Linked DNA regions of Homo sapiens: region 2 is linked to region 1. Evidence: chromatin loops called from intact Hi-C (ENCODE). Cell type or tissue: chondrocyte. All regions are shown on one strand. Each heading gives the region's core, and the rest is flanking DNA. Links, peaks and the distances in the headings are about the cores only.

Region 1 (15,274 bases), core at 5,034-7,533:
CTCCTGTCTCAACCTCCTGAGTAGCTGGGACTACAGGTGTGTGCCAACACGCCTGGCTAATTTTTGTATTTTTAGTAGAGACGAGGTTTCACCATACTGGTCAAGCTGGTCTCGAACTCCTGACCTCAGGTGATCCGCCCGCCTCGGCCTCCCCCATTGTGCTACTCTTAGTCCTTAATTTTAAATCTATATAACTTTCTATCTCTCAAATAGCTAGGTAAAAATATAATTCATACATCTCCTATTGTTGGCTATTTAATCTGGGAGACTATGGATTTCAATGACTGGGGTGAGGGGTAATTTTGGAGGCAGGAGCACTGCTTCCCAAGGGGTACAGAAAAGGATAAAAGGGCCGGGCCCAGTAGCTCACGCCTGTAATCCCAGCACTTTGGAAGGCCGAGGTAGGCAGATCATTTGAGGTCAGGAGTTTGAGCCCAGCCTGATCAACATGGTGAAACCCCGTCTACTAAAAATACAAAAAAATTAGCAGGGTGTTCTGGCAAGTGCCTGTAATCCCAGCTACTCGGGAGGCTGAGACAGCAGAATTGCTCGAATCTGGGTGGTGGAGGTTGCAGTGAGCTGAGATTGCACCCCTGCATTCCAGCCTGGGCAAAAGAGGGAGGCTCTGTCTCAAAAAAAAAAAAAAAAAAAAAAGGAGAGAGAGAGAAAAGGATGAAAGAAGACAACAAACTTATGGTATTTTGCAGTTAGCCACACCAGATTTTTTTTTAATCATGTGTGTTTGTGTGTGTGTGTGTGTGTGTGTGAGACAGATCTTGCTCTGTCACCCAGGCTGGAGTGTAGAGGTGCAATCATAGCTCACTGCAGCCTCGACCTCCCTGGGCTCAGGTGATTCTCCCACGTCAGTGTCTGGAGTAGCTGGGACCCCAGGCACACACCAGGCCAGGCTAATTTTTAAATTTTGTATAGAGATGGGGTCTTAATATGTTGCCCAGGCTGGTACACCAGATTTTCTTTATCTGGGGTTTACGGTCAGGTTTGGGGGAGGTGGTCCATGAACCACACCCTAAAACCACACACAAGATGTCTGTACATATGTGAATGTGTATGATTTTGTACACATAGACACAAAACTTTCATCAGAATCCCAAAGAGTTTAATGATGTTTTTAAGTTTGTGATGATTTATTTTGTTGTTGTTTTAAACTTTTATTTTAGATTCGGGGGTACATGTGAAGGTTTGTTACACAGATGAACTCATGTCACAGGGGCTTGTGGTACGGATTATTTCATCACCCAGGTATTAAGCCCAGTACCTAACAGTTGTCTTTTCTGCTCCTCCTGCCTCCCCCTCCACCCTCAAGCAGATCCCAGTGTCTGCTGTTCCCTTCTTTGTGTTCATGAGTTCTCATCATTTAGCTCCCAATTATAAGTGAGAGTATGCGGTATTTGGTTTTCTGTTCCTGTGTGAGTTTGCTAAGGATAATAGACTCCAGCTCCATCCGTGTTCCTGCAAAAGACATGATCTTGTTTTTTTTTTTATGGCTGTGAGTTTAATGATTTTAAAAATATTTTTAAAACTACTGGTTTTGAGAGAAAAATGTCAAAGGGCGAGGCCCCTATAGTCTCTATGCTACGAGATACATCTGATAGACAGCTTTTGGGAACCTCATGCTGGCGTGTGCCCTGGGGCCTCTTCTTGGGAGAGATGAAAGCTCAGAGATCTTTAGGGAACCCGGATAGGGTTTGGCTGAGGCTGTAGAAAGATGTGGTGTGAAGTCAAGAGGGAAGGTCGTGGGCCTAGGCGGCTTAAAGATGCATCGTTTAGAACCACAACCTTGATGAACAAAACCGCTGCCTTCTGGGTGCCTGTAGTCCCAGCTGCTTGGGAGGCTTAGGTAGGAGAATCGCTTGAACCTGGGAGGCGGAGGTTGCAGTGAGCCAAGATCACACCACTGCACTCCAGCCTGGGGCATAGAGAGAGACTCAGTCTCAAAAGAAAAAAAAAGCCGGGCACAGTGGCTGACGCCTGTACTCCCAGCACTTTGGGAGGCTGAAGAGGGCAGGCACTTGAGGTCAGGAGTTGAAGACCAGCCTGGCCAACATGGTGAAACCCTGAGTCTACTAAAAATGCAAGAATTAGCCAGGCATGGTGGTGGGCGCCTGTAATCCCAGCTACTTGGGAGGCTGAGGCAGGAGAATCGCTTAAACCTGGGAGGCAGAGGCTGCAGTGAGCCGAGATTGCACCACTGCACTCCAGCCTGGGCGACAGAGTGAGACTCCACCTCAAAAAACAAACAAACAAAAAACGCTGCCTTCCTTGGTTCACCTGGAGCCTCAGTCCCCTCCTGGGTTACTCAGGTGGACACAGGTGACTCTTTTCCCCTGTTGTCCTGGTTTCAGTCAGAGATCTGAGGGCCAGGGATGGGCCTGCCCATGATCCCTAAGCCCCGTGCAGCTGTATCCCCTGTGCGACCCGGTAGTACCTCCCAGAGCCCTGTGACCGCCTTTCGTTATCACTTTCTGGAGCGTCAGGCCTCAAGGGCAGGCCTCAGAAAACAGAATTTCTCTGGCCTTCTGCCCTCCTTTCGCCTGCCCCAAGGCAGGACTCCAATCTTCCCTCACCTTTCCTGTTTTTTTTCTGGTACTTTTTTTCTTTGCTCCCTCCCGTTCCCTCAGCTTTATGACTGTGGGTCATGAGACTCTCTCATTCCAGACTGAGGGAAGGCATGCTGACATCAGGAGGCTTCCATAAAAACCCAAGAGGGCTGGGCATGGTGGCTTATGCCTATAATCCCAACACTTTGGGAGGCCAAGGCAGGTGGATCACCTGAGGTCAGGAGTTCAAGACCAGCCTGGGCAACATGGTGAAATACCGTCTCTACTAAAAATACAAAAATTAGCCAGGCATGATGGGCATGAATATCTGGGACTACAGGCGTGTACCAGGCTGGTCTGGAACTCCTGGGCTCAAGTGATCCTCCTACCTCGGCCTCCCAAAGTGCTGGGATTGTAAGTGTGAGCCACTGTGCCTGGCCTCCTTATGCTTTTTAGAGGAAACATGTTTATATCCCATGCACAGAGGTTTGTAAAGGGAGATATCATGTCAGAGAGCTGCTTAGCAGAGCTGACTGAAAAAGCTTTTGTGCATTTTGTGGACCTGTTGTGTCCACAGACAGGTTCCCCTAAAATAATCATTTCCCTCCCCTTCCTTGCCAACAGGGGCTCTAGTTATAATCGGTATGGATGGGAGAGACAGCAGCATGGACAGAGGCCTCTGGGCCAAAGAGAGTAACTCACTGGGGAACTACAGACAGTTCTGGGGTCCGGCTGGAGGGCAGAGGGTCATGACAGAGGCCTGGGTGGAGGCAGGCTGCACAGCTGAGCCTGTGGAAGACAGGAGCCGGAGAAACAAGGAACTTTAACATCCTTTGAAGGCAGCAGGAAGCCATGAAATGTTTTCCAGCATGTTTTGAAGAAAAGTACAAGTTAACTTATGGAAAGTATTTACCTATGACCCCTATGGCCAAATGGCCCAAATTCCTTAAAAAAATGATGATTTTTCCAGGTAGACCAAAGCAAGACTGTGGGGTCTTTGCATTCACTTCCTTTCTGTCTGCCCTCAGGTTCTCAGCAGCACCCAGCTCCAGCCCCAAGGCCTCTCCTGGATGCGCCTCTAGGACCTTGAGCTCAGTGTCTGTTCAACCCCTCACTGAACTCAGTTCTCCACCTCGGCCATTTGAGATGCTTAGTGAAATCCAAGGATGACTTTAATAGTTATTCACACAATATTTCCTTTAAATAAACTTGTTTTAATTAGTTACTTCTTTTTCATTTCTTTTTTTCTTCACCCCTGAGTAGAGATTTATTTCTTCTTATCCATATTGAAGTTTAATTTGTATACAATAAAATGTACCCGTTTTAATTATTCAGTTCAATGACTTTTGGCAAATGTATATGCACATGAAACCACAATCAACTTTTTTGGCCAGGCACGGTGGCTCATGCCTGTAATCCCAGCACTTTGGGAGGCTGAGGTGGGCAGATCACCTGAGGTCAGGAGTTTGAGACCAGCCTGGACAATATGGTGAAACCCTGTCTCTACTAAAAATTACAAAAATTAGCTGGGCGTGGTGGTGCCCACCTGTAATCCCAGCTACTTGGGAGCCTGAGGCATGAGAATTGCTTGAACCTGGGAGGCGGAGGTTGCAGTGAGCCAAGATCATGCCACTGTACTCCAGCCTGGGAGACAGAGCAAGAGCAAGACTCCGTCTCAAAAAAAAAAAAAAAAAAAAAAGCAGCTTAACAAATGGGAGGTGTTAAAGACATATTATCGTCAAACTAAGATTGTTCTTCCTTGAAGAACTTTACTAACTTTACATCCAGTGCTAGCTAAAATTCCTCATACCCCACCAGTGATCCAGCCGTCCATATCTCACACTTTCTATACTCTCTCTAATGGCTCGGAATCTGTTGAGCTGTGTGTCATAGGAAACCCAGTAACAGTGGCTTAAACTCATGCAGATTTAGTGTCCTCTTGTTGCAGAAAGTATGGAGGTGGGCCGTGTCCAGAACTGGAGCAGTGCCCCACCTGTCATCAATGCACCAAGACTTTTTTTTCTTTCTCTTAGGCCTTCCTAAGTGAGGGCTTTTGTTCTCGTGGTCTCAGGATGGCTCTCCAGCCCCACACCCCCAAACCTCATTCCAGGGCAGAGGAAGGAATGCAAGTGTGTCTTCTTTCTCTTCTCTGCTCCTTTTTTATTATTTCAGTCTAATTTTAATGGTTCCAAAAGGAATTGAGGCAATTGCTGGTGGGCAGCCTACCATGTTAAACAGAAGTTGATTATTTATGTTTTAACAAGAGATGTGGCTGGGCGCAGTGGCTCACGCCTGTAATCCCAGCACTTTGGGAGGCCGAGGTGGGCAGATCATGAGGTCAGGAGATTGAGACCATCCTGGCTAACACGGTGAAAACCCGTCTCTACTAAAAACAAAAAATTAGCCAGGCGTGGTGGCAGATGCCTGTAGTCCCAGCTACTCCAGAGGCTGAGGCAGGAGAATGGCGTGAACCCGGGAGGCAGAGCAGCTGGCCAGCCCTCCAGGAAATCTCAGCTAGTCTACTTTGGAAAGTTGTCCTAATCACTGCTGGAGCAATCACCAAGTTGAGGGTAGGGACTGTGTCTTTTCTGTATTCTTCACTCTCTCTCCGGAAGCCTCAGCCCTTCACATCTCTAAGCCCAGGTCCCAGAACAATTATAATTCTCATTCCAATTACTTTAAAAAAATTCCTGGGATTAGCTGAGCTCAATACATATGAAGGTGGGGAATGTTATGCCTTAGAAAGTAACATTTCCAGCCAGGCGCGGTGGCTCATGCCTGTAATCCCAGCACTTTGAGAGGCCGAGGAGAGTGGATCATTTGAGGTCAGGAGTTCGAGATCAGCCTGGAAAACACAGTGAAACCCCGTCTCTACTAAAAATACAAAAATTAGACGGGCATGGTGACATGTGCCTGTAGTCCCAGCTATTTGAGAGACTGAGGCAGGAGAATGGCTTGAACCTAGGAGGAGGTTGCAGTGAGCCGAGATCAGGCCACTGCACTCCAGCCTGGGCAACAGGGCAAGACTCCATCTCAAAAAAAAAAAAAAGAAAGAAAAGAAAGAAAGAAAGTGACATTTCCTAAGCATTCAAGTTAATCATAATCTTGAACATACATTTTCTTCTGTCAGTTGAAACCTTCCAATTATTATTAAAACTAATGGCAAAAACCACAATTACTTTTGCACCAACCTAATACTTTAACATTTGGTATGTTAAAATATGAATGACTTAAAACAGGAAAATTGAGATTTGATAGGCAAAGATAATAATAGTTAAGGTTTATTGATCACTTTCTAATCCTTTTCATTCCTTTTTTTTCTGGTTAATGTGGGATTTCTTACTAAACTCAGTGAGAGTGCTTATATCTAATCATTGAGAGGGATTTGGCTTTCATTGATAAAACCATTGGTAAAAGGCTGTTTTCAGGATTATGGCAACTTCTCAATGCCAGCAGCAACCTGTCTGAAAGGTGAGAGATCTGAGCATATTAAACCTGGCGTACCCATGTGATTTATAGGAACTATTAAGGATTATCAGGAAAAGTCCCAGGAAACAACCAGTGTGAACACAGCGTGTTCGTGGGTGATGTGAATACAGCGTGTTTGTGGGTGATGTGAAAACAGTGTGTTCGTGGGTGAGGAGTTCTCTGGTCCAGGCTCCGTGGGAAAGTGGATGGAAAGTGCATGCTCTGGGCACTGCTGCCATCTGCTGCTGCCTTGATTCAGGAAGGCATTTTGCAGATCACAGGCAGGGAGACGACAAAAAAAAAAACACCAAAGCTCATTTTGTTGACATTAAATGTTCAACGTTTCTATTGCTGGGCATTTGACACAAATATGTTCATTTACTTTTCTTTGATTCATGAATGTCTTCAGGTATTTGCAAAGGACAAGAGGCTTCCATTTGGTAATTTACGTCTATTTCCCATCATGCAACTACATTTATTTTGAATATCAGTTTGCATTAAGCTATTTAAAATTAAAGGAAGATAATCAGATAATGTATGGCTTTTTGCAGTATTATTTTGTAGGGGTCATATAATATCAGACTTTTTGGAGAATTCTTAAAATAACTCATCCTAACTTATTTAGAGTAGCCACTTCAGAGATTTATAAAATGAAAGTGAAAGCAGTTTTTCTGGCTGGTCCGATGGTAGTGGGTTATCAGAACTTATTAACATTAGTGTCACTAAAGTTGGTATACAACCCCCCACTGCTAAATTTGACTGGCTTTTTACCATTTGATTTTGTATTTCAATCAAACAAGCTAACTTTACAAAATATTCATGTTGGGGGGAAAGCATTCTTACATAAATGTCCCCCTCCTTTTCTTTTTAGGGTCTTACTGTGTTGTCCAGGTTGGAGTACAGTAGCACAATCATAGCTCACTGTAGCTCTAAACTCCTGGGCTCAAGCAATCCTCCTACCTTAGCCTCTTGAGTAGCTGGGACTACAGACACATGCCACCATATCCAGTTATTTTTTTTCCTTTTTTGTAGAGGCAGGGTCTCACTATATTGCCCAGGCTGGTCTCCAACTCCTTTGGCTCAAGTTATCCTGCTGCCTTGGCCTCCCAAAGTGCTGGCATTACAGGCGTTAGCCGCTGTGCCCAGCCTGAATGTACTTTTTTTTTTTTTTGAGCCAGAATCTCAGTCTGTTGCCCAGGCTGGAGTGCAGTGGTGCGATCTCGGTTCACTGCAACCTCCACTTCCCAGGTTTAAGCAATTTTCCTGCTTCAGCCTCCCAAGTAGCTGGGACTATAGGTGCGTTTCCTGTCAGCCCAGAGCCTCAGTCGGGGCCGTTGTCCTCAAACAAGGAGGCCCCTGTCCGCCAGCTTTGCGTTTGCACAGAACGGTTAACTTGACAGCGCTGTGTCCCCCAGCCCTCATATTTATTCACAATCCTTGCTGCACTTTATCTCCAGAATAAAAACCAGTCCGATCCAAAACAGACAGTGTTTGTGTCTGTTTCAATTTTCTGCTCAACCGATTCTGTTCGGTGGAGTCTCTCCAAGAAACTTCTCAATTAAGCTTTCATCAACATTGTTTCAGCATCAGAGTTATTTTTTTCCTTTCCTTGTTTGCTTCCGTCTCTACGGAATGGAATGATCAACTTCCTGATGCACCAAAGGGTTAACAACAAAGGCCTCCTGGAAAAGGAAGAAAAGCGGCCACAGAAAGCTGATTCCTGGGCAGCCGCCCTGGGCCTGAGAGGCAGCATCGCCTTGTGCTGCTGGTGAGAGGGTCTCAAGAATGGCTGAGGGTGCGACCCCTGAGCCTTGATGCCTTGGCCACATTTCTCAGTCCTCCCAGTCCTGGCCCCAGGGATCAGGACCACCCCAGCAGCTGTTGTAGCCCAATCATGATCACCACTATTTCTTGTAAAAAAAGATCCCTGAGGCAGTCAGCAGCTCCAAGAACATTTGATTGTCCAAGAAAATGCCGACCCCAAAAGGGGAGGGATTCTGTGTAAGGAAAGGAATGGGGTGGCTTTATCACCATCCTACACCAAATAAGAACGCCTAGGAGGAGGCAGGGATGCCGGCTCGCTGTTTTAGGAGGAAACAGGGAGGGGGACAAGTGTGCCTTTAAAACGATAGTTAGGGTCAGATGCGGTGGCTCACGTCTGTAATCCCAGCACTTCGGGAGGTCAAAGCAGGTGGATAACTTGAGGTCAGGAGTTCGAGACCAGCCTGCCAATGGTGAAACCCTGTCTCTACTAAAAATAGAAAACATTTTTCAGGCATGGTGGTGGGTGCCTGTAATCCCAGCTGCTCTGGAGGCTGAGGCAGGAGACTCGCTTGAACCTGGAAGGCGGAGGTTGCGATGAGCCCACATTGTGCCATTGCACTCCAGCCTAGGTGACAGAATGAGACTCCATCTCAAAAAAAAAAAAAAAGATAGTTGGCCCTCCGCATCTGCAGGTTCCACATTCATGGATTCAACCAACCGCTGACTGAAAATATTAGGGGGAAAAAATAGATAGTTTTGTCTGTTCTGAACATAGACTTTTTCAGGGTCATTATTCATTAAAGAATACAGCATAATAACTATTTCTATATCATGTACATCGTATTAGGTATTATCTAAATCTGTACTTGTAATCTAGAGATGATTTATAAGTATATGGGAGGATGTGCATAGGTTATATGTAAATTCTACATCTTTTTTTTTTTTTGAGACGGAGGTTTTGCTCTTGTCACCCAGGCTGGGAGTACAATGGTGTGATCGCGGCTCACCGCAACCTCCACCTCCTGGATTCAAGTGATTCTCCTGCCTCAGCCTCCTGAGTAGCTGGGATTACAGGCACCCACCACCACACCCGGCTAATTTTTGTATTTTTAGTAGAAACGGTTTCACCATGTTGGCCAGGCTGGTCTCGAACTCCTGACCTTACGTGATCCACCCACCTCAGGCTCCCAAAGTGCTGGGATTACAGGTGTGAGCCACCACGCCCGGCAATTCTACACCATCTTATGAGGGGCTTAAGCAACCATGGATTTTGGGATCCAGCAGGGGTCCTGGAACCACTGCCCACAGATACCGAGGGACGACTGTAGATGACTGTACATACCACATTGCGTTTACTCATTCATGTCCCTCGATGGGTACTTGGTTGCTTCTACCTTATGGCTAATTGTGAACTATGCTGCTATGAACACAGGTGTACACATATCTTCCCTTCTAGTCCCTGCTTTCAAGTCTTTTTTTCTTTTTTCTTTTTTTTTTTTTTTTTTTTTTTGAGACAAGGTCTTGCTCTGTCACCCAGACTAGAATGCAACGGTGCTATCATGGCTCACTGCAACCTCCGCCTCCCAGGTTCAAGTGATTCTCTTGTCTCAGCCTCCGAAGTAGCTGGAACTACAGGCATGTGCCACCATGCCCAGCTAATTTTTGTATTTTTAGTAGATTTGAGGTTTCACCATGTTGGCCAGGCTGGTCTCGAAATCCTGACCTCAAGTGATCCACCCGCTTCGGCCTCCCAAAGTGCTGGGATTACAGGCATGAGCCACCGTGCCCAGCCAAGTTTTAAAATTATTTGCAGACACGGGGGTCTCACTATGTTGCCCAGGCTGGTCTCGAACTCCTGAGCTCAAGCTATGTTCCCACCTCAGTCTCCCAAAGCACTGAGACTACAGGCTTGAGCCACCGTGCCCGGCCAGATTCTTTCGGGTTCACACCCAGAAGTGGAATTGGTGAATCATAAATAAGGTAATGCTAATTTTTTGTTTGTTTGAGACGGAGTCTTGCTCTGTCGCCCAGGCTGGAGTGCAGTGGCACGATCTCGGCTCACTGCAAGCTCCGCCTCCCGGGTTCACGCCATTCTCCTGCCTCAGCCTCCCGAGTAGCTGGGACTACAGGCGCCCGCCACCACGCCTGGCTGATTTTTTGTATTTTTAGTAAAAACGGGGTTTCACCGTGTTAGCCAGGATGGTCTCAATCTCCTGACCTCGTGATCCGCCCACCTCGACCTCCCAAAGTGCTGGCATTACAGGCGTGAGCCACCGCGCCCAGCCGGCAATGCTATTTTTAATTTTTTGAGGAACTGCCAGACTGTTTTCCACAGCGGCTGCACCATTTTCTGTTCCCACCAGCAGAGTGCAAGCGTTCCAATTTCTCCATGTCGATTCATTGTTTTTGGTCATATCTCACAAGTCAGTCAGCCAAGGTGGGTGGGGTCACGGCGTTCCTAAAATATTATACTTAAAAACGAGCGCAATCCTGGCCCTCGGTGTCAACCAGCTGACAGGGCCGAACGACCGCTGGGCCTCTGGCGCCCCCTGCAGGACGCAGACAGGGTGACAAGCGCTGGCTCGAACCTGGACAGCCCATGGGAGATGCTGCTCGGGGCTGGCCTGGTGGTGCCGATACTCGCCTCTCGCAGAGGCTCCAGGCAAGTCCCAGAGAAGGTGAGGCTCCCTGGGAGCCTTCACGCAGGAGAACAAAAGAAAGCCCGGTGTTCCCGCTCCTCACATAAGAAGCATCAGGGTAAGTGTGGGGGGCGCACAGAGAGGCAAAGACACGTAGGGGTTTTTTATATATATAGCAAGACATATATATATATGTCTTGCTGTGTTGCCTAGGCTGGAGTGCAGTGGCGCCATCTCAGCTCACTGCAACCTCCGCCTCCCAAGTTCAAGCAATTCTGCCTCGGCTTCCCTAGTGTGTGGGATTACAGGCACGTGCGCCACCAAGCCCGGCTAATTTTTGTATTTTAAGTAGAGACGGAGTTTCACCATGTTGGCCAGGCTGGTCTGGAACTCCTAACCTCAGGTGATCCGCCCACCTCGGCCTCCCAAAGTGCTGGGATTACAGGCGTGAGCCACTGCGCCCCGCCGGGATGCAAGATATTGATCAATATCAATACCTGTGACAGAAAAGTGGGCTGCAGGGAGAACAAGAGTGGCTCCTTACCCAGTCTGGAGAAAGCAAACTGCAGTATGATTCAGATCCAACAACCAGCGATCCAGGACCCAGCGTTAGAGCAAATCAGGCCTATTGGGCTCAAACTAGTTTTTTGAAAGTTTTTTCAAAGTAAGAGAATAATCGAGCAGACATTTGTTACACTGATGTTCCTAGCACCAGTATCCACAACAGCCACAGGGTGGAAACCCCAAATGCTCCTCTATGGATGAATGGATAAACCAGCTGTGGTGTGTTTCCACATTAGAATACTAGAGTTCTCAAATTCATACACACAGGGAGCAGAATGGTGGTGACCATGGAGCTGGATTGTGGGGGAGAGGAGCTTAGAATGGGAAGTTGTTATTTTTGAGTATGGAGTTTCAGTTTTTGCAAGATGAAAACATTCTGGAGATTGATTATGTACAATGTGAATGCACTTAACACTGAATGTACGGTACACTTAAAATGGCTAAGACGTTAAAATGAGCTTTGTTTTTTTCATGCCATTCTCCCGCCTCAGCCTCCCGAGTAGCTGGGACTACAGGCGCCCGCCACCAAGCCCGGCTAATTTTTTGTATTTTTAGTAGAGATGCGGTTTCACCGTGTTAGCCAGGATGGTCTTGATCTCCTGATCTCCTGATCCGCGCAACTCGGCCTCCCAAAGTGCTGGGATTACAAGCGTGAGCCACCATACCCAGCCTTTTTTTTTTTTTTTTTTTTGACAGAGTCTCAATTCTGTCACCCTGGCTGGAGTGTAGTGGTGCAACCTTGGCTCACTGCAGCCTCCACCTCCTGGGTTCAAGCAATTCTCATGCCTCAGCCTCCTGATAGCTGTGATTACAGGCATATGCCACCACACCCAGCTAATTTTTGTCTTTTTTAGTAGAGATGGGGTTTCGTCATGTTGGCCAGGCTGTGCTAGAACTTCTGACCTCAAGTGATCCGCCTGCCTCAGCCTCCCAAAGTGCTGGGATTACGGGCATGTGCCATAGCACCTGCCCTCACCTACATAATTTATGGGCGGTCCACAGCCACCTAGTACAACTCCAGGGCATGAGTCTCAGTCCAGTCTACATTCTAGACTCTGCAGGAATGGTGGCTCCGAGAGTCATGCAGGGCACAGCCCACTTGGTCATCCACGGTGGCACTGTGGCCCTTAGGATAGAGGCCTGATATCGTTTGGATGTCTGCTCCAAATCTCATGTTGAATTGTAATCACCAATGTTGGAGGTGGGGCCTGGTGGGGCGGTGATTGGATCATGGAGGCAGATCCCTCATGGCTCGCTGCTGCCCTCAAGATAGTGAGTGAGTACTCGAAATCTGGTTAACAGTATGGCACCTCCCCCCTACTCTTCCTCCCGCTCCTGTCATGTGACACATCTGTTCCTCTTTCACCTGCTGCCATGATTGGAAGCTTCCTGAGGCCTCCCCAGAAGCAGATGCAGTGCTACGCTTACTCTACAGCCTGCAGAACTGTGAACCACTTAAACCTCTTTTCTTATAAATTACCCAGTCTCCAGTATTTCTTTTTTTTTTTTTTGAGACGGAGTCTCGCTCCGTCGCCCAGGCTGGAGTGCAGTGGCGCCATCTTGGCTCATTGCAAGCTCCGCCTCCCGGGTTCATGCCATTCTCCTGCCTCAGCCTCCCCAGTAGCTGGGACTACAGGCGCCCGCCACCTCGCCCGGCTGATTTTTTTATATTTTTGTATTTTTAGTAGAGACAGTGTTTCACCGTGTTAGCCAGGAGGGTCTCGATCTCCTGACCTCGTGATCCGCCCACCTAGGCCTCCCAAAGTGCTGGCATTACAGGCGTGAGCCACCGCGCCTGGCCAGTATTTCTTTATAGCAACGCAAGAATGGCCTAATACAAGGCCAAAAAGGTCACATTTTCAGCAGGCTTGCCCTGTTCACCAGAGCCAGTGCTTCCCAAATCTGTACAGCAGGAGCCTAAAAAAGCAGAGGCCCAATGCCAAGGATTACATTTTCTATTTTAATCAAAAGATGACTTCCCTATAGTTTAATTTCTTTCTTTTTTTTTGAGACAGAGTCTCACTCTGTCGCCCAGGCTGGAGTGCAGTGGTGCCATCTCGGCTCACTGCAACCTGCGCCTACTGATTTGAAGCAATTCTCCTGTCTCAGCCTCCTGAGTAGCTGGGATTACAAATGCACACCACCATACCCGGCTTTTTTTTTTTTTTTTTTTTTTTTTTTTTTGAGACGGAGTCTCGCTCTGTCCGCCAGGCTGGAGTGCAGTGGTGCGATCTTGGCTCATTGCAAGCTCCACCTCCTGGGTTCACGCCATTCTCCTGCCTCAGCCTCCCGAGTAGCTGGTACTACAGGTGCCCACCACCAACGCCCAGCTAATTTTTTGTATTTTTAATAGAGATGGGGGTCTCACCATGTTAGCCAGGATGGTCTCGATCTCCTGACCGCCTGTCTCGGCCTCCCAAAGAGCTAGGATTACAGGCGTGAGCCACCATGCCCAGCCTAAGTTTTGCATTTTTAGTAGAGACGGGGCCTCACCATGTTGATCAGGCTGGGCTTGAACTCCTGAGCTCAAACAAAATATTTTCTATAATATAATGTACGATGTAATTAGAATTGAATATATTCTAATATATATTTTATTATAAGAAGCAAGATGTAATTACTTTAATTAATCATATAAATAAGCCCACCTTAGTGCTATAAGGAGAGAGTGATCATTTACTTCAAGAGTACATTGTGCATATTCCTGTCCAATAGGTGGAAATCAATAATTACAGCATGAAGCTAATCTTTCCATGAGTTCACTTTAAAAATTCAAATATTGTAATTAGAACATTGCCCAGGCATCCAATTTAGACTTAATGATACTTGCCAGCAGGCTCTGATGTTTTAACTGAGATGATAATTATGCTATAGATGGATTGATGTGGTGATTAACTGCTACATGTGTCACTGCCGATAGCATTACAATTAAAACAACTCCCTTTGCAGCTCACAGCCTCATCACCTGAGGTCACGGGAACTGTTTGTCTCCCATGCTCCAGCAACACCCACTTGCCAAGTTTTTGCTTCCTATGGATATTTATTCACCATCTAATGCAGACCAACTGGCAAGACTCAAGAGAAAGCTGTACACAAGGAAAAGAAAAGAAGATGATAGAGGAAAATAAGATAATAAAGGAAAGAAGTATTCGTGGCGGCAAACGTAGGATGTGGGTATATTCACAGATGTGAGTGTTGTCGTGACAAAGGAAAAGTCAGGCCTGTGGAAGAGAAATACCATTGAAAAACTGTCCTGGTCAAACTTCCACCAAAAAGTACAGTATGGGGAGAGAGAGTAAGTAAAAAGAGCCACTTTACGGCAGAGAAAGCTGACAAACACACCTCAGCCAGGGGAACAAGGTATACATTACCAGGGATAACTCATGTTGGTAATATATATCCAGATTCTCTCTGTGCCTCCCAGGCTGGAGTGCAGTAGCACGATCTCGACTCACTGCCACCTCCACCTCCCGGGTTCAAGCAATTCTCCTGCCTCAGCCTCCCAAGTAGCTGGGATTACATGTGCACCACCACGCCCGGTTAATTTAATTTTTTTTGTATTTTTATTTTTCATTTTTTCAAGACTGAATCTCTCTCTGTGGCCCAGGCTGGAGTGCAGTGGTGCGATCTCCGCTGTCTGCAACCTCCACCTCCCAGGTTCAAGCGATTCTCCTGCTTCAGCTTCCTGAGTAGCTGGGATTACAGGCGGGTGCCACCACACCTGGCTAATTTTTGTATTTTTAGTAGAGATGGGGTTTCACCATGTTGGCCAGGCTGGTCTCCAGCTCCTGGCCCCATGTGATCCTCCAGCCTTGGCCTCTGAAAGTGCTAGGATTACAGGCGTGAGCCACAGTGTGTTTTTTGATTGTTTTGTTTTGTTTTCTGAGACAGTGTCTTGCTCCCAGGCTGGGGGTGCAGTGGAGTGGTGTGATTATGGCTCACTGCAGCCTCTACCTCCTGGGCTCAAACAATTCTCCCACCTCAGCTAACAAATAGCTGGGACAACAAGCGTGTGCCTCCACAATCAGCTAATTTTTTTTTTATGGTTTTGTGGAGATAAATTCTTGCCATGTTGCCTGGGTTGGTCTCAGACTCCTGGGCTCAAGTGATCCTCCTGCCTCAGGCCTCCCAAAGTGCTGGGATTATAGGCGTGAGCCACTGCGCCTGGCCCTCAGGTTAATTTTGATTGCATTGTGTAACTAGGTGGTCCCTGACTCCAGTGGCCCCCCCAAAACTTAACCCCTCACCTCTTCTATATCAATTTTCCCCACCATCTGAAAA
Region 2 (15,274 bases), core at 5,132-7,631, 680 kb before region 1:
GTCATTCAGGTGTTGCATATGAACGCAATGATGAAGAAGAACAAATTACTGATACACAAAACAGCTTGGATGAATCTCTAGAGAATCGTGCCAATGGAAAAAAAGCCAGTCCCAAAAGGTTACATACCCAATGATCCCATTTATGCAACATTTTTGAAATGACAAAATTTTACAATTGAGGACAGATTAGTGAGTGCCAAGGGTTAGTGACTAGGACAGGAGGGAAGGGGAAGGAAGAGAGGTGTGGTTAGAAAAGGAAAACAAGGAGGCCGGGCATGGTGGCTGACTCCTGCAATCTCAGCACTTTGGGAGGCTGAGGCAGGAAGATCACTTGAGGTCAGGAGTTCGAGACCAGCCTGGCCAACATGGTGAAATCTGTCTCTACTAAAAATATAAAAATTAGCCAGGCATGGTGGCCCATGCCTGTAGTCCCAGCTACTCGGGAGGCTGAGGCAGGAGAATTGCTTGAGCCCGGGAGACAGAGAAGTTGCAGTGAGCCAAGATCATGCTACTGTACTGCATCTAGGTGACAGAGCTAGACTCCATCTCAAAAATTTAAAAATAAAAAAGAGAGATTCTTCTGCAGTGGGAATTATTCATTATCCTGACTATGGTGGTGGATGCACAGACCTACACAGATGATAAAATTGTGCAGAATCACATTTGCACACATACAAGAGTACAAAATCTGAAATAAGATCATTGGATCATATCAATGTTAATATCCTGATGGTGACACTGTACTCCTGATTTGCAAAATGTCTCCAATGGGGAAACTGGGCAAAATACACAGGGGATCTCTCTGTACAATTTCTTACAACTACATGTGATTCTACAATGGACTCAATTAAAGTTTCAATTAGAAAAAGCAATAAAAAGCCGGGCACGGTGGCTCATGCTTGTAATCCCAGCACTTTGGAAGGCTGAGGCAGGTGGATCGCCTCAGGTCAGGAGTTTCAGACCAGCCTAGTCAACACGGCAAAACCCCGTCTCTACTAAAAATACAAAAATTAGCCAGGCAAGATGGCGGGAGCCTGTAATCTCAGCTACTTGGGAGGCTGAGGCAGGAGAATCGCTTGAACCTAGGAGACGGAAGTTGCAGTGAGCAGAGATCACACCACTGGACTCCAGCCTGGGCAACAGAGGGAGACTCCATCTCAAAAAAAAAAGAAAAAAGAAAAGGAAAAGCAATAAAAGTAAAAGAAGACCAAGTCCACCTTCTTCTGTGGAGCCATTTATTCATGGGATATTTAGTCAGTGTCTCCTAGGGGCTAGTGCCATCCACCCTGGGGGAGCGTGAGGGACAGGAGAGGGACCTGCAGCGATTAAGCCACCGGTTCTACCCATTCCCTCTTTACTTTCCTGCGCTAGCCAGTAGAGATTAGGAAATATGTGGGAATTATTATTTATTTACAGCTTAGAATTTTGTAGTTCTTTTAGAGTCATTATTGAAGAGAATGATTAATATAATACATTTCTTTAAAAAGGAGCTAGAGAAAATGGGGTAGATTAAACTGCCTGCAACTTCTCTCAAGGAAAGTCCCCGATGGCAGCTTATCGCCTTGTGATTTATCTCTACCTCCTAAGAGTAGAATGCAGCAAAATTGATAAATGAACAAATGGCAAATAGTTAATTGAAATTTCTGGTCAGTTGCCTTTGCGTTTTACTATAAGGACAGAAGCAGCAGGAAAGCACTGATGAGAAAGCTCATTGAAGTGATAGGTGAGAAATAATATTTAAACTGAAGAGAAGAAATTATGTCCTGTTTTTCATATCCTAAAGAACATATAGCGTAGTCTTAATGTCCAGAATCTTCTCAAGGCTGAAGGAAATCTATTTTAAAAGAATTCACTCAGGGAGTTCTAGTTCAAGGCTGGCTTCTCATTCTTTTTTAATTGCATTGACTTTCATTCTTAGACATTTATTGGGCTTTATTATTATTATTGCCTTATAGAATCATAGGAGGCCCTAAGAAATAATTTGTTGAAACTTTGTCACATTACAGCTGAGGAAAATGAGGCCCAGAAAGGTTAAATGAAGCCAAGGTCACATAGCTGGTACTTCACAACGTTTCCTTTTTTTTTTTTTTTTTTTGAGACGGAGTCTCACTCTGTCACCAGGTTGGAGTGCAATGGCGTGATCTCAGCTCACTGCAACCTCCACCTCCCGGGTTCAAGCAATTCTCCTGTGAGTAGCTGAGACTACAGGCTCACACCACCACACCCGGCTAATTTTTGTATTTTTAGTAGAGACAGGGTTTTACCACATGAGCCAGGATGGTCTCGATCTCCTGACCTCATGATCCACCCACCTCGGCCTCCTAAAGTTCTGGGATTACAGTCATAAGCCACCACACCCAGCCTTCAACGATATTTTCAATATAATATACTGTCAATATCAGAATAATCTTTGCTTATCACCCAAATGTGTCTTTAACAAGGACAATAAATAATTAATACATCATAACCTGCAAACATACTCTCAATATCTAGATAAAACAGCTGCAAAGGCAAATCTTGTCATAAGTGTAGGCTGGAAGAGGATATTTTGAACATTGAGGGTCAGGCTCAATACAGGCTCTGTGTCAGAACACCTGCAATTCCAGTTGCCTCACCTGCTCGAGGAGCTTTAACAGGTTTCTTACAAATCTCAGCTTCAGTTTTCTTAACCGTGAAATGAGAATGATAGTAGTGCCAATATCATAAGCTTTGTTAGGAAGATGAAAGATGCTATCATGAATGTAAAGGGCTTATCACACAGCCTGGCACACAGTGAGTGTCCAGTACGTCTTAGGCAGTATCATTACATCTAATCTTTGACTTTTAGCTAATACAAATAAAGAATGGCTGACTCCAATCCTGGGTCACTCATAAAAAGAACACTCAAACAATGAAAAACTGAAAAAAACTTTTGATTGAAAACCAATTGGTATCATCATCTTTCCATGGTTTCCAAAATTAAATTATTTTTAATTAACAAAAGCAACCCCCACCAAAAAAAATCATTTATTGTTAAAATGTGATGAGAGATCAGAAGTTCTGTTTTAATCACATTTTTAGTATTTGGTTAAAGAAGATTGTCAAAACACTTATTTCTGTCCCAAATCTTCAACTCACCTGTCTTTGACACACAACATACTTTTGCATACCCAATTGTTTTGAAATAAACAAACATTTGAAAGCCAAAATTCTAGGCTGGGCTCGGTAGCTCACACCTGTAATCCCAGCACTTTGGGAGGCCAAGGCAGGTGGATCACCTGAGGTCAGGAGTTCGAGACCAGCCTGGCCAACATGGTGAAATCCCATCTCTACTTTAAAAAACTACAAAAATTAGCCAGGTATGGTGGCAGGCACCTGTAAGCTCAGCTACTTGGGAGGCTGAGGCAGGAGAATTGCTTAAACCCAGGAGGTGGAGTTGCAGTGAGCCACCAAGATCATGCCATTGCACTCCAGCCTGGGCAACAAAAGCAACTCTGTCTCAAAAAAAAAAAAAAAAAAAGAAAGAAAGAAAGAAAGAAAGAAAGAAAGAAAGAAAGAAAGAAAGAAAGGAAGGAAGGAAGGAAAGAAAGAAAGAATTCTTATTATTATAACATTCCAAAGTATTCCAGAAGGCATGGAAAATTTTTGAATTTCTTATTTATATACAGTTGATCATTATTATTATACATTTCATATTTACAAATTCACCTACTCTCTAAAATTTATTTAGAACCTCAAAAGTAGTATTCTTGGTGCTTTTGTGGTTATTTGCAGACATGTGCTGTGCAGCAAACAATTTGTCATCAATGTGTACATTCTCATTTGAAGTCAAACAAGGTGATGCCCTTGCCTTCTAGTTTCAGCTCTTATACCATAAACAAGTATCATTTTTGTAGTCTATTCAGTGCCATTTTTTTTGCATTCTTGTGTTTTTATTGGTGATTTTACTGTATAAAATGGCCCCTAAGTGGAGTGCTGAAATGCTATCTATTGCTCCTAAGCACAAGACGCTGCGATCTGTCCTGTGGAGAAAATACATCTGTTAGATGAGCTGTCTTTAGGCATGACTGATTGTGCTGGCAGCCATGAGCTCAATGTTAATAAATCAACAACATTTATTTCAAAACTGAATATTAAATAAGATACACACATAAAGCAAGGTAATGTATTGGTTGGTTGATAAAATGTTATGACCAGATGCTTGCAGGAACCTAACCCTGTATTTACTTTAGGAACAATGTTTTAGTATTCACTAATTGAGTGTTAGCAGCAACTGTATGAAACATAGCTACTGCAAATAGTGACAATTGACTGAATTATTTTTAACCTGCATCACATGAATATGATGATACATTATGTTTTTATATTATTTTGCAGTTTAAACAGCTCTTCCACAGCTATTATCACACATGATGTTCATGGAGCGTTACAGTTTGGCTGTGTCCCCACCCAAATCTCATCTTGAATTGTAGCTCCCATAATTCCCACTTGTTGTGGGAGGGACCCGATGGGAGATAATTGAATCATGGGGGGGTTTCCCCCATACTGTTCTCATGGTAGTGAAGAAGTCTCATGAGATCTGATGGTTTTATAAGGGGTTTCCCTTTCAGTTGGCTCTCATTCTCTCTTGCCTGCTGCCATGTAAGATGTGCCTTTCACCTTCTGCCATGATTATGAGGCCTCCCCAGCCATGTGGAACTGTGAGTCCATTAAACCTCTTTTTCTCTGTAAATTACCCAGTCTCAGGTACGTCTTTATCAGCAAAGTGAAAACAGACTAATACATGGAGGTAAGAGGAGAGTGGTTACTGCTCAGCACACTAGATTAACAAGTCCAACTAAGGCTACCCAGGTAGAGCCTGGTCTTCTCCTTCTGGTTTGTGAAATCTCATGGTGCTTCCTATAGCATAAAGACTGGCTGTCACTCAACACCACTGCATCTTAAGGTCCGTGGAAGGGGAACATAACATGTTTCGAAGAAAAAGGTCTGGGCTACAAAGACCCTTTATGTAATCTTGCTAACGACCTGGAATTTAAACTTTGGAGAGCTTGAAGGTTAACAAATTGGAATAAAAAGAAATCAAGTCACTCCTTGTTTGAATGCTCTGAAGAACAAAACAGAAAAACACAATGAAATGGTAACAGAAGAAGCAGATTTGGCCCAATAAGTCTATGCTTTGAATGTTCCTCCGGCACTAACATGGCCACATTTGGGAAGACTGGCATCCCCACAGACTTTTCTGTAGCACTTTGAAGGAAGAATAGAGCAGTTGTAGAAAAACAAATGTTTGCATGAAAGAATTATTCACCTCTTAAAAATCTATAGGGTGTGAATAATCCTGCTATAAAAAGCATTAAATGTTTATAACAGATATTTAATGGGACTGTTATGTTTTTTGGCAGCAAGCATGGCTAGATTTTGAATGTCACAGCTCTGTGCTCTGGTGATAAGACAGACTCTGTGGTCTAAGTAAGAATTATTTTCCTGCTTTTAAATGTAGCTGTTAAAAAACAATAAAGTGTATTTATCTAAGGAAGATAATCTTCTAAAAGAAGTGTTTAATAATTTTTAATTCACAATTTATACTACTTCTCCAAGGTAAATTCATTTTCCAACTGTTACTCCATCTTTATTGACTGGGAGGAATTAGCATTCAAAATACAAACTCAGAGGTTAAAGCAAAGCCATACACAGAAGTGAGCCTTATTCCATTGTCTTTTATCACGGGTGCCAGATTTATTTAACAGACTGTCTTTCAGTCTCACTTACAGTAACTAGACAGGTACTATGGAGGACAGTGTATGTTGAATGCCTTCCAAGTGTGAAACACCTGCCTGGCACTACATTATCACTAATTCTAACCTTGCAAGTAAGTGCCTACTTAAATCTGCACTTGACATGTGAGGAAAGAGGCTCTGAAGTTTTAAAGTGACATGTGCCAAGTCATATAGCTAGTAAGTGGTAGAACCATGATTCCAGGGTGGGTCTTTCTGTGCTTGTTGGTTTATTTACTGTCTGTGTTTGTTTTATGAAAGAGAAAAGACCCTGAGAGATAGGCATAGTACAGGTGACCCTTGAACAACAGGAGAATTAGGGGTGCTGACCCCCTATGCAGTCAAAATTTTGCATACAACTTTTGGCTTTTCAGAAACTTACTGCCAATAGCTTACTGTTGACCAGAAGCCTTACTGATAACATGAACAGTTGATAAAGACATATTTTGTATATGTATTATATACTGTATTCTTATAATAAATTAAGCTAGAGAAAAGAAAACATTATTAGGAAAATCATAGGAAAGATAAAATACATTTATTATTCCTTAAATGGAAGTGGAACATCATAAAGGTCTTCATCCTCATCTTCTTCACATTGAGTAGGCTGAGGAGGAGGAAGAGGGGTTAGTCTTACTGTCTCAGGGTTGGCAGAGGCAGGAGAAAATCTACATATAAGTAGACTCATGCAGTTTAAAACCATATTGTTCAAGGGTCAACTGTGTATTTATTTGATGCTTCAGAAAGGGGACCATGTCAATTCCTGATAAGGTTCTCTCCTCTTTCCTTTTCCTCCATCTCTCTGTGTCGATCCTAGTGCTCTCATCGGCTTTTAACCAGTAGAGGTCTCCAAACTGTCTTGTGGCAGCCTGGGCTCCCTATACACAGAAAGACCTGGCTTCAAAATTCTGGTTAATATGGGAAGTGCATTAGGAAGTAGAAAGGAAAGAAAAGTCAAACAATAAGGAAAGGATTAATATAAATCATAAATTAATTTTGTGGGCCTAATTACTATTTTTTAAAACACTGTAAGTTTTAGTAGATTTTCTTACTCTAAGTTATAGAAGTCAAACCCTAAAACACGTTAAAAAAAATCTTTTTGTTATTTCTTAACTATTACGGTTATTTTATCAAAATTAATTAATATCAAATTAATGATAATACAAAGGAAGTCACATTATTAATTAAACAAAGTGACTTAGCCTTGCAAATAAAACACTATCGTGTGGATTAATAGTTTGAAGGTTTAACTTTACAGCCTTTTCAATTGACTGTAATTTAGAGCATTTTTAGGTTCACAGAAAAATGGAGCAAAAAGTACAGAGAGTTTCCATATACTCCCTCACCCCTCCCCACGTTATACATAGTTTCTCTTCTTATTAACATCTTTCTACGTCATGTTTTTGGTGTTACATACTTGCCACACATAGTACCCTAATAATCTCTTGGGCCGTACATTCTCTGGGTTTGGACAAATGTGTAATGACACAGATCCACCATTACAGTATCATAGAGAGTGGTTCCCCTGCCCTAAAAGTCCTCTGTCTCCACCTGTTCATCCCTCCCTCCCCTCTGCTCCTTGCCCGGTCCCCAGGCAACTACTGATCTTTTTCCTGCCTCTATAGCTTTGCCTTTTCCAGAATGTCATATAATTGGAATCATACAATATGTACCCTTTTCAGATTAGCTTCTTTCACTTTGTAAAATACATCTAAGTTTCCTTCAGGTCATGGCTTGATAGATCATTTCTTTTGATTGATAAATAATATTTCAGCCTTATTTTTGTAAGGAAAAAATCAAATCAAGAAACTAAAGTTTGAACAGCCACTATAGAAAAAAAGGCAAAAGTCAATAAACAAAAACAATTGTTCAGCTTCGCTCATAATTGTATACACCTCCCAGCTCTTGGACTAGGTAACATCAGTGGCCAGCAAGATGCCACCGATTGAGTGATTGTTTTTATTTCATGCCATGTGACCCATTGGCCCTCCTTTTCCTGACACATTTATAATCATCTTAATCCCAAAGCAACTGTTTTTAACAAATATGCATATATCCTCTGATTTTCTGTTGCTATAACAGAATACCCAAGAGTGGGTAATTTATAAAGAAAATGACTTTATTTCATTCATGCTTCTGGAGGCTGGGAAGTCCAAGGTCCAGGGGCCACTTCTGGTGAGGACTTTCTTGCTGTGTCATGGCATGGTGGAGGGCATCACATGGTGAGAAGGCAAGACCAGGTCAACTCAGGTCTCTCTTCCTCTTTCTTTCTTTCTTTTTTTCTTTTTTTTTTTTTGAATTGGAGTTTCACTCTTGTTGCCCAGGCTGGAGTGCAATGGCATGATGTTGGCTCACTGCAACCTCCACCTCCCGGGTTCAATTGATTCTCCTACTTCAGCCTCCGGAGTAGCTGGGATTACAGGCACGTGCCACCACGCCCAGCTAATTTTTGTATTTTTACTAGAGATGGGGTTTCACCATGTTGGCCAGGATGGTCTCAATCTCTTGACTTCGTGATCGGCCCGCCTTGGCCCCCCAAAGTGCGGGGATTACAGGCGTGAGCCACCGCGCCCAACCTTTTTTTTTTTCTTTTCTTTTTTTTTTTTAAAGACAGTCTCACACTGTCGCCCGGGCTGGAGTGCAATGGCACAATCTTGGCTCACTGCAAGCTCCGCCTCCCAGCTTCAAGTGATTCTCCTGCCTCAGCCTCCCAAGTAGCTGGGATTACAGGCGCCCACCACCATGCCCAGCTACTTTTTTGTATTTTTAGTAGAGGCGGGGTTTCACTATGTTGGCCAAGCTGGTCTCAAACTCCTGACTTCGTGATCTGCCCGCCTCATCCTCCCAAAGTGCTGGGATTAAAGGCATGAGCCACCGCGCCCCGCCTCTCTTCCTCTTTCTTTAAAGCCACCAGCCCCATCATAGGGACCCACCGCGATGACCTTATCTAATTCTAATTACCTCCCAAAGGCCCCACCTCCAAATACCATCAACATATGAATTTAGAGATTAAGTGTCCAACACATGAAATTTGGGGGACACATTCAAACCATAGCATCTTCTTTAAGATAATGTAAAACTATTAAATTAAATAATAGAGTAGAAATCACACTAATAATTTGTGGGTCTATTCAGATTATATATTACCTAATAATTTTTACCTATTTTTTGAAAATTGTTCCAATCATTCCCCCTGCTTCCTTTTCAAAAGAGTCAAACATAGCCAGTTAATTTAAGGTATCTGCAAAACCTTTCCACCAAGACTTTTATGGTACAGAGAAGTGACTCATAAGCCACAATTCAATTAAATTTAGCAAATATTTCTTGGACAACAACTACATGCTTGAGGTTGGCATGGGGACCTGTTTTTAAACCTCCTGTTCATTCTACTTTGACTTTTTAATTACAACAGATTAAAATATCTTATTCAGCAAAAAAAAAAAAAAAAAAAAAAAAAGAGAGAAAAACCCACTTTGTATATTGAATTTTTGAATACACAAGAGAAGTGCAACTCAGGGTGGTGGGATTCCTACCTAGCAGGCCTGTCTCCCTTTGATTACCCCAATATTCCAAAGGTGCAGGTTTTGTGCACCAGGCACTCTAATAGGACCCTATCAGCTCAGCGCTCTCAGAAATTTCAGTTGTCTCCCAGCCCCTAGAAAGTCACAATAGCTCCAGGGTTGTGCTTAACGGGCCATAGTGGGAGGATTTGGAAAGGAGAAGGTGAATCTTTTCTGTGAAAAGCAGGTGGAGGAAACTGAAGAGTGGGGAGAAGAGAGGTGGATGCTGACCTGAATTGTGTTTTCAGGAGCAGGAAGAGTGTGCTCTCTGCTTAAGAGATGACCTGAATGGCAAGACTACATGTCACTCGGATGGTACACAGATACTGTCTTGATGGGAGTTTTCGGAACAGATTTGTCCTCCCAGGGTGAAATAGCAGAGAGATTTGAGGCAGCCCTCAACTAGAGTATGACCAATAAACACCAACTTACTTGGTTTTTTTCATTCCTTTTTCCCTGTGTCCAAGAAGCAAAATGATAATGTAAATGAATACACACACACTCACACTCACACACACACACACACACACCCCATGTTGGGGAGGCGGGTAAAGGAACAGAATTGCTCTCAGCAAACACTGGTGGCATCAAAATAGCCAATCATGCTGATGGCTGCCACACAGCTCATGGAAGCCTTCCACAGGCCAGCTCTCTTGCTGTTGGCTGGCTGGACTTCCCAGCTCAGTCCCTCACCTCTTTACAGGACAAGGCACACCAGAAACCAAGGCTGTTGGGGGAGGCAGCAACAGAGACCAGACGTTCCCTCTGCACACACATGATGTCATCAATAGAAACTCTGCTGATGATGAACCCACTTTCACACAAACCTTTTAAAGCCTGAGTTATTTTTTGCAATGACAAAAATAACAAACCACATTTTTTTAAATAGCTTCCTTAATAATAATGGAAATTCAGGTGACATTAATGAAAATTGTAGCACATGTTCAAATCAGAATCTATGTTCAGTGTTATATGCAGAATATAAAGGGATTTCTTTTCTCAATTGATAGAAAAGGGAAGTCATATTTAAGTAGTCACGGTATCCTAGATTTTTAATATAGCAACATAATTGAATAATATTTTGATGTATCTGGTTTTAGTATTTAAGGTGATAAAATATTAAATTTAAGCTTAAAATTAAAAATAGAGGAAAAAGAAAAACAAATTGAACTGAAGTGAAAATGTTTCTTGTTTTTTAAAAAATCATTGTACATAACAGTTTTCACCTTCACTTTTAGAAATCAAAGCACAACCCTCTATCACATGGTAAAGAGAGTCAGCCATACGGAAAACCAAGCTGATTGTTCTATTCCTGTGCAAATTCTAACCCTAAAATATTTCTCTATAATGCTTTAAGAAAGAAAGTAAATCTGGAAAACATTTTTTATCATTTTGAAAGCTGCCTTTGTTTTGATTCTCATTGTGAAGGTCAAGGATAGGAGAATTTCCAGAGATGGGAATTTATCTTCACTTTATGCTATCATTTCAGAATGAATAGTGATCAGGTTCTAAATAATGCATTCCACAGGTGTGAGCAACCACCCTATCACTTTCTATCTTCATGTGGCTGGTGCCTACAACACTAAATTTCTGCGGCAGATTCATTAAGGTAGTTGTTCATTCCCTGTCGTAATTAGACCTCCCATTTCAGCCTTTTATGTCAAATCCATCACTCACCCTGGCACTCAGGCTCACCTCTTTACAAAGCCCTTCCCTGGTGCTATTCTGGCTCTAAACACAGGTGATAAATGTGTCAGCATGGGGCACATTCCTGTCCCTGAGGACCATCAATCGTTAAGTACAGAGAGCTTTTTCCAGCAGCCTTCTAAGATTTATACCCATGAGGATATTATTTTTGTGGCTGCATGAAGGAGAATTATTACTTGAAATGGGTTTTGTGAAAGGATGGTTTTGGTGTTGCTTTGGCACCATTTTAAGCTTCTTTTCACAAAATTGACCGGCGCAAGTCAGAATTTATACTTCTATGAATGTAGATCTTCACCATCTGATGGTGCTGAGTCCTACAGAGAAGAGGATTTGAGACTTTCCAGTTTTTAGAGATCTCTACGATGTGCAAGAATCTAGATATTCAGAGGCCGTACTGACTTCAATCACATGGTAAATTAGTATATGAGAGTTCGCAGTAATAAAAGAAGTATGTAAGTGATCAGCATGTGTTTTAGTCAGGGTTCTCTAGAGGGACAGAACTAATGGAATATATATATAATATATATATATATAAAATATGGAATTTATTATTAAGTAATAACTCACACGATCACAAGGTCCCACAATAGACCATCTGCAGGCTGAAGAGCAAGGAGAGACAGTCCGAGTTCCAAAACTGAAGAACTTGGAGTCCAATGTTCCAGGGCAGGAAGCATCCAGCACAAGAGAAAGATGTAGGCTGGGAGGCTAGGCCAAGTCTCCCTCTTCACATTTTTCTGCCTGCTTGTATTCTAGCCGTGCTGGCAGCTGATTAGATGGTGCCCACCCAGATTAAGGGTAGGTCTGCCTTTCCCAGCCCACTGACTCAAATGGTAATCTCCTTTGGCAACACCCTCACAGATACACCCAGGACCAATACTTTGCATCCTTCAGTCCAATCAAGTTGACAGTTAGTATTAACCCTCACAGCATGGGAGGTAATGCGTATGTTAAATAGTTTCATTTAGCCATTTCACAAGGTATACAGATTCCAAAACGTCATGTTGTATACCACAAATATATGAAATTTCTACTTGTCAATTTTTGAAAAAAAATGTTTAAAAGAAGTGTGTAAATAACTTCTTACTTTAGATATAAAATCTTAAGGGCCAGGAAAAGGGCACCAAAATCCAGCCTTTGACATCTCAGAAGAAGCGATGATTAATTTCATTTCATTCTGTTGGTTTCCATGGAGTGGTGCTGGGTGGTGAGGCAAACACAGCAGCAGGAATGTTAACATTTCATATTTTAGCCCTAGGAGTAAAGAAAAAAAACATGTCCCAGATCAGCACTAGCTAGAACCAGGAAACCCCAAAAGCAAAGGTTTTTTTGTTTTGTTTTGTTTTGTTCTGTTTTTTGTAAAAGACAGGTTTTCACAAAGGAAGTTTTCCAAATTCTATGTATAAGAGAGTTGAGAAGGAAGATTTTTCTCTCTTCTTGCCCAGGAGGACAAAGGGAAGAGTACCACATTAAGCCATTCAGGTAAAGTGAAGCTTATTGAACGCTGTGGATTAGGATAAAACTAATAGAGTTTTCATTTTTAAGCCAGTTCAGATATTCAGATTAATTATGGACGTAATGTAGAAAATACCAATTTCTGCAAGTTCTACATTTCATGTGAAATCCCAAAGAGGTTAAAGCTGATGGGTTTTAACTGATGAAAACACGTGCCTCTGATTAAAAATGTTTGTAGTGATGAAAACAAAGCATGCTAGAGTTACAGTGTGTAGCATGCTGAAGCCACCAGCAGAGCTTAGGGGACAAAAACAACTGTTTCCTAAGAGAAAAAGAGGCTGAGTATCTTAAGCCTGGGGAAGGGAAAAGACAGTAGTTAGCAAGCTCAGGTTAGCCACTGGTATTACTCTACCTTTCATGAGACTCTTCACTGGGGAGGTTGGGGAGATTCGGTCTCACCTAAAGGAGAGATGGCTCGTGAACCCAAGGATGCTGCAGGGACCCTGGCCACCACTTGCAGCCCAAACACTAGAATGAGGACCAGAGAACACAATCTAGCTGCTTCCCATCCATCCCCTCCACCCCAACATCTGGTCTCAGCAACTTCCTCTGCCCTACACTGGGATGCCCTCCTTAGTTGATCTGAACCATGCAGCAGATGAAACATGTTGGCCTGACAAGTAGCAGATGGCTATAATTGCCTGAGCCATCTACACCGGCAAATTTTTCTTCTTTATTTGCATATGAGTAAAATTTTTCCCAGTGTTAAATTATGGTGTGAGTAGAGATTTTTTGAGGGAGCACAGCGCAGTTGTATAGACATCGTGATTGACAAAAAATAAATAAAATAAAATAAAATAAATGACCAAAATCTGCTAAATGAATTTGAATTAAATTGTTCTAATGCTTTCTTTTTCTTTGTAACTCTTCACCACCACCTCAATACATGCATTCCTGGACATTCACGCATACACTCACACAAACACAAGCATGGTATTTTTTGTGTGTGAGACACTGAAGGTAGCATGAAATAGCAACCAAAAAATCTGCAGTATTAAAGTTAGATATGACTTGGTTTGACTTGCAAATCAACTGCCTCACTAGTAAGATGACTTCTGGTATATGGATATGTCTCTCAGTTTTACAGGCTTGTTTTCGGATTAATGGTAATAGATGTAAAGAATTGGGCACGGTAAGTCAATAGTCAAAGCTATTCAACAAATTGAGGACAAACAAGGAAATGGGTTAGGAATTGGTCTGTAGCCAGTCTCAGAAATGTTGTATTAACCTTTGGGATATAATCCCCCAAAATTAAAGTATAGTGATTCATCCAAAAGTACAAAGTGTTACTAGCAAGATGGATGAGGATTTCCATCTAACATTTTTCATCTTCTTATCCCTGACACATTATTAAAACACCTAGATTTTGGTAAAAGAGGAGAAGTCATGTCTTGGACAGGATTGAAGGTTGTGTCAACATTCCCTATGCTTTCAAGTTTCAGCTTTAGAATCCAAAACCCCCGGGCACAGTGGCTCACATCTGTAATCCCAGCACTTTGGGAGGTCGAGGCAGGCACATCACTTGAGGTCAGGAGTTCAAGACAAGCCTAGCCAACATGGTGAAACCTCATTTCTACTAAAAATATGGAAATTAGCCAGTCATGGTGGCGCATTACTATAATCGCAGCTACTCGGGAGGCTGAGGCAGGAGAACCGCTTGAACCCGGGAGGCAGAGGCTGCAATAAGCCGAGATTGCATTGCACCACTGCATTCCAGCCTGGGCAGCAGAGCGAGGCTCCATCTCAAAAAAAAAAAAAAAAAAAAAAAAAAAAGAATCTAAACCCTTTGGTTCACAGATGGAAGGAAAAAGCAGGCGGTGTTTCCTATTCTATGTGTATGCCATGCCTCGAGCCCTGAACAGGCTACTCATCTGTGGCCAATATTATATTATAACCTCTCCATTCTCAGAAGGCACGCTGGCACCCATCTCTGCAAGAAAGGCATCAAATTGTCTGTAAGTCACAGAAATGTTATTGTATTGTCCTTTATTCATTCATTCAGAATATACTCTCTAAGCATCTATGTAATTAAACATTACTAAGCTTACATATAATTAACCTCGAAATAATAACTAAGCATTGTTAGTTTTATGTACGGCTAACTTAAGAAATAAACTCACTTTCTAGTTATCAGTTTTGGAAAACAAAAGAGCTCTATAACAATTTTGAATTAATCAAAAATTGGAGAATTCTGTGCAAACCTATAATCCTTCCCTCTTTAGGGTGAAGGAGCAACGCTTTGTGTTACTTAAAGACACACTTTGCCATTGTGATTAACTATAATAACTTTTAAAATAATCAAAAAATCAGTCCACTTTCTTGTCTATTTGTGTATTGATCACTAAAATTATTGTACCTAGTATGATCAACTTTGTATATTACTGTATTTCATTAAAGCAGCTAACTTCTCTTGTCCAGACATAAGAGAACACTAGAAGACAAAAAACAAAAAACTTTTATGAATCTCTTTTCCTTACGAACACTAATTTTATACCATTTTAACATACTTGAGGTGGCAAAAATAAACATATATATATTATATCATCCAAAAGTATTTGCATATTTTATTAATCTATTGCCATTCTAAGAATTCAGGGTAAGTTAAAATTGTGTTACCAACCAGCATTTATTTTGCATCTGTTTCACTCTTGAAATTGTCTAGGTTTCAAAGATTATTAACTAATTAACTTCACCATTTGTCTAAGGTCTTAAAGTTAGTTAAGGATCGAGAAATCACAA

What was found. Hi-C counts contacts between places; a loop is a spot of excess contacts. Peaks named below come from ENCODE experiments on the same cell type or tissue, not always from the same donor. Only the 100,000 strongest peaks of a DNase experiment are listed, where the experiment ranks them.
Region 2: it touches region 1 in a loop (5-fold over the local background); 3 of 110 quality-filtered maps call a loop at or near these places.

The regions. Positions count from the first base shown.
Region 1 is chr7:148,956,616-148,971,889 of GRCh38, forward strand. LOC124901768 (a long non-coding RNA gene) reads left to right here and starts at 10,419. Exons shown (of 2, transcript XR_007060580.1): 1 at 10,419-10,547; 2 at 13,943-14,155. It also overlaps RNY4. RefSeq lists enhancers at 7,380-7,881, 7,882-8,381, 10,463-10,512. In chondrocyte, for the core only: a CTCF peak has its summit at 6,287 (motif pointing left); no DNase peak of the experiment used is centred there.
Region 2 is chr7:148,279,760-148,295,033 of GRCh38, forward strand. All of the region lies in intron 21 of CNTNAP2 (contactin associated protein 2), which reads left to right. Among named protein-coding and RNA genes, the nearest start is that of C7orf33, 300 kb to the right of the region's middle. RefSeq lists a silencer at 352-552 and an enhancer at 10,768-11,322. In chondrocyte, for the core only: CTCF peaks have their summits at 6,610 (motif pointing right) and 6,810; no DNase peak of the experiment used is centred there.